Linked DNA regions of Homo sapiens: region 2 is linked to region 1. A link is an interaction called in ENCODE POLR2A ChIA-PET data of the cell type or tissue named here. Cell type or tissue: GM12878. All regions are shown on one strand.

Evidence for each region. Peaks named below come from ENCODE experiments on the same cell type or tissue, not always from the same donor. Only the 100,000 strongest peaks of a DNase experiment are listed, where the experiment ranks them.
Region 2: POLR2A ChIA-PET joins it to region 1 with 6 read pairs; 3 of 35 experiments call an interaction of 5 or more read pairs at or near these places.

Annotation. Positions count from the first base shown.
Region 1 is chr9:15,528,597-15,531,096 of GRCh38, reverse strand. No RefSeq gene overlaps it. Among named protein-coding and RNA genes, the nearest start is that of PSIP1, 19 kb to the right of the region's middle. In GM12878, no CTCF peak of the experiment used is centred here; a DNase peak (open chromatin) is centred at 1,016; H3K27ac peaks cover 2,500 bases.
Region 2 is chr9:15,474,774-15,477,273 of GRCh38, reverse strand. All of the region lies in intron 8 of PSIP1 (PC4 and SRSF1 interacting protein 1), which reads left to right. Among named protein-coding and RNA genes, the nearest start is that of PSIP1, 35 kb to the left of the region's middle. In GM12878, no CTCF peak of the experiment used is centred here; a DNase peak (open chromatin) is centred at 1,003.

The DNA of each region.
Region 1 (2,500 bases):
ATCCCCCATCATGTTCCCCTCTATGGAAACAATATTCAGGGACTATGTAATAAAAAATTTGGCAATTTGGCAGGTCTTTGTCCCCAGCTCCTGGGAAATAATTTCCTTTTTTTTTTTTTTTTTTTGAGACAGAGTCTCACTCTGTCGCCCAGGCTGGAGTGCAGTGGCATGATCTCGGCTCATGGCAGCCTTCACCTCCTGGGTTCAAGTGATTCTCCTGCCTCAGCCTCCTGAGTAGCTGGGATTACAGGCGCACATCACCACGCCCGGCTAATTTTTGTATTTTTAGTAGAGATGGGGTTTCACCATATTGGCCAGGCTGGTCTCGAACTCCTGACCTCAAGTGATCTGCCTGCCTTGGCCTCCCAAAGTGCTGGGGCTGGGATTACAGGCATGAGCTACTGCACCTGGCCCTCCTTGTTTTTTGTTGTTGTTGTTGTTGTTGTTTTGTTTTGTTTTGTTTTTGAGACAGGGTCTCACTTTTTTGAGGCAGGGCCCAGGCTAGAGTGCAATGGTGCTATCTCAGCTCACTACAACCTTTGCCTCCTGGGCTCAAGTGATCCTCCTACCTCAGCCTCCCAAGTAGCTGGGACTACTGGCACACACCACCACACCCAGCTAATTTTTGTATTTTTTGTAGAGATGAGGTTTTGCCATGTTGCTTGAGCTGGTCTCAAACACCTGGACTCAAGCAATCCGCCCACCTCAGCCTCCCACAGTGATGGGATTATGGACGTGAGCCACTGTTCCTGGCCCTGGGAGATTAATTGCTAAAACCTTAGAGTTGTCCAAGTGATCTGAGTATCTTTGTCATTCATTGTGGGCCCCTCAAATCACACCTGATAATTTCTGTTAGTGAAGTGCTTCAGATGTGGGCTAGCCCTGCCAGAAAGACCAACCATGTGATTAGAGGGTTGGAGCTTTGAGCCATGTGGTATCAGCTTGACCTTTGAGAAAGAGGGGCTGGAGATTCAGTTCAACCACATACACAATGATTCAATCGATCATGCCTGCGTAATGAAACCTCAATAAAAACTCTGGGAACTGAAACTTGGGTGAGTTTCCCCGGCTGGCAGCATGCCTTATTTTCACACTTTGATGCTGGGCAGATAACACATCCTTGAGGACGATGGAAGCTCTGCATTTGGATCCCTCCCAGATGTCACCTGATACATCTCTTCTTTTGGATGATTCTAATTTGTATCTTTTTGCTGTAATAAAATTATAATACACACACAACTTCAGTGAGTTCAGTGAACCTTTTTAGTGAATTATCAAACCTGAGAGTGGTTGTGGGAACCCATGAATTTATAGCCAGCTGGTCAGAAGTGAGAGTTGCCCTGGGAACCCCCAAACTTGTGGCTGTTAACTGAAGTAAAGGCAGTCTTGTGGAGAATTGTGCCTACAGACTTTGCAGTTTGACAAACTCATTGTAGAAAACTCTTGCAGGAGCCAGCTTTTGCAACCAAAAGAAATCAGTCCTGGAAAGGATTTTTAAACAGATGAGGTGTATTCAAAGATAATTTCACTTTTACTGATCTTACAAGAAAAGCACATTAGTGGGCTTAAGCACAAGCCTTATTTTTATTTATTTATTTATTTATTTTTGAGACAGAGTCTCACTCTGTCGCCCAGGCTGGAGTGCAGTGGCACGATCTCAGCTCACTGAAAGCTCTGCCTCCTGGGTTCATGCCATACTCCTGCCTCAGCCTTCCGAGTAACTGGGACTACAGGCACCCACCACCACGCCCTGCTAATTTTTTGTATTTTTTTTAGTAGAGTCGGGGTTTCACCCTATTAGCCAGGATGGTCTTGATCTCCTGACCTCGTGATCTGCCCGCCTCGGCCTCCCGAAGTGCTGGGATTACAGGCATGAGCCACTGCACCCGGCCTCCCCTAGCCTTTTTGTGTTTGCTTTTTTTTTGTTTTTGTTTTTGTTTTTGAGACAAGGTCTCACTTTGTCACCCAGGCTGGAGTGCAGTGGCATGCAAGTCCTCCTGCCTTGGCCTCCCAAAGTGCTGGGATTACAGGCACGAGCCACTGCACCCAGCCGTTTTTTGCTTTAGACCTACCTGGTGATTTCTTTATCACAAATATCATTTCTTGACACCAAACGACACTTATGAAACATTGCAAAATATTACCTCACCATCTGACAACATAGGGGTAACTCCATAGGGGTATTATCACCAAAAACAAGGTTGCTCCCTTGTACCTAGTGTTAAATTGATGGGGCAAAAACTAACTGCTACTAGCATATTGGACACAGATATGTTATCTTGACCAACTGATGCCTGCTCTCAGGATAGGCCCTGATATCACCTAAGGTTCATTTTCATCAACAAATTTCCATTCCCCAGCCCCTAAACATCTTTAAATAATTTAATTCAATAAGGAGGAAATCTGGGCCTTGATTTGAGTTCAAAACCTAAAAACTGAAGGGGAATTTTTGACTGCTTTCTTCTACACAAAGGCTCTTCATGTTATGCTTTCTAAGAGG
Region 2 (2,500 bases), 54 kb after region 1:
TACATCAAAACATTGTGTTGCACACCATAAACACATAGAATTTTTACCTGTCAATTTTTAAAAATAGTGGCAGAAAAATACAACATACTTTAACTATTATAGTGAAATTAAGAAATTGGATACTTAACAGGTGAGTTGGCAGTCATTATTCCCTAGGAAATCTGAAATTCTGCTGGGAAAATACTGTGAGATCCCTCTGTTTTGGATATAATTAGTGTTCCCTAATTAGGTCCCAGTTTTCCCCCGGAGTATGCTTCCCACTCCGTTTGTCTTCTTGGCTTTTGGCTGATTCCTCTGGAACTTCTCTACTTTTTCAGTATCATCCTTTGTTGCATCTGAAAAGGTCATTGGAAAATACTGCCCTCCTCATCAGCTGAGCAGCTTTCTCAGCCTACTTTCGGACCATAGTGATCTGAGGGCCCAGTGTACCTTTTTAGGAACTTATCCTCATCTCACTTACTTTCTTTTGATGGAGTCTGGTGTCACTTTTGGTAATGTAATACTTTTGTATGTGTGTTTAATTCTGGTCAGCTTCCTATGCAATTATTGTTAAGACTTTTCTCAGACATGCTCGTCTTTTTATATTTAATAACAGATACTTTGAGTTTATAGGTTTTTGTGAGAAACCATCCCTCAGGAATCATTTGTCCATCTGAAGGATTAATGAAGTCCAATTTTAATTCTTAAGGATTGCAGCTATACCCTTTATTGGGTCTTTGACCCAGGCTATCACCCAATTTGAAAGTCCTACATCCTCACTTGAAAATAGGCTAATCTTTTTTGAACACATCTTTCTTGAACACTATCAAATTCACCTTGATAGTCATTTCACGCTACCAGTATTCTATTTTGAAACTTCTTCACCCAAAGCCACAAGTTGATTGAATATATTTTCTTATTTCTGCTGCGGTCCAACAGTTTTACCCATTGTATAATAACGTATTAGGGTTTCCAGTCTCCCAGCCCTAAAGCAAGTGACTACATGTTTTAGGTTTTTGGTCCTGGTGTCAGTTTCTCTATTAGTGAGCTTTTTCCTGAGGCAATGGACAACCCTAAAATAGCAGTAGCCTTTACAACGTTTATTTCTTATTCATGCTGTGCGTAGGCTGAGTGTGAGCTGTAACTACTCTTGGCTGTGTATCTGGGCACACACTCAGTGGAGTGCAGAACTAAACTGTATAAGCTCTTTTTAAACTTCTGCTCTTCACCGTTAGAACACCATGTATCTCTTAGCGTCTACTTCTTTGTCACGGGTACTGATGTGACACAACAGTAGAATAGAGCCCAGAAGAGCTAAAAACCAACTCATAATCCTCAGAAATGTTTGTTAAAGCCCACTGAAGCTCTTAGGGTTGTGTTTGCATTAGTCTTTGCTTATATTAACATATATTAAAAGATTAAGAAATTTACAAATACAACTTTGCTAATATCCCTTACCTGCTAAAAAGGGAAGTTGTCACAAGTCTGTATTTCATGGAAGAACCACTGGGAAAAGACTCATTGGTAGCAAGCAGTGATAGTCATGTTTATGTAAATTGTTTTGGCACAAAGATTATTTCACACCTTGAAATAATCTTTTTTATGACCTTAGGATAAATTTTTAAAATAAATCCCTAAAGTCACTTTTTAAAGACCAGCTGCATGGTATCCCACTGTATGTTTTATAATTCTTAAGATCTATCCTATGTATGGATAGACGATTTTAAAAACATTGTCATCTATTCTTTTGTACATAATGCAAATATATTGGTTAGGATACATTGTTAGAAGCAGATTTGCTGGGTCAAATGGTATTTGTATTTTTAATAGCTATTTCCTTCCATACAGGTGTAACATTTTGGGAGAAGTAGTTGGCCAGTATTGTTTAAGAGACACAGAAATGTCTTTTTAAATGGGACTCTAGTCCCATTTTTAGGAAACTGATTATCAAAATATTTACATCAGTGGAAATCCTGAAGAAAGCAAATAGTTTCACTTGCATGCTTTTACTTTCATTTATTAAAAGTAAAGGATGGTTTTAATCCCAGAGAGGCTAAAGTTAAAAGGATAAAAACCATAGGACCATTAGAAAATAAGCATACCCAATGATAATTATATAATAAAAAGTTTCTAAAGGGGCAAAAGTAAATTTCTTCTCTTCCAACTTAATAGTTCTTAAGTGGTCAGGGAATCACTTGTCTGGAAAGAGGTTAATGGATTTGGAATTGAGATGTTGGGCTTGTTATTTGACCTTTTGCATCATCATTTTCTCATTTGTCAAATGGAAGGGGTTGAACTGAATGATAGGAAGTCTCTTCAAGCTCTCAAATTCATTGATTTAATTGAATAATTTGCGAAAATCTCAATGAAATTCTTTGGACAGTTAAAAGGTTACAGTTTTTAAACGGCTTATTCCAGCTTCAAATGAAGTATTTATTTGTAAAAGAATTGCTTTAGAAGAATATATATCAACCATAAAAGTAATTACGTGGTTAGTATTTGCATTATTTGATTCTCCTAG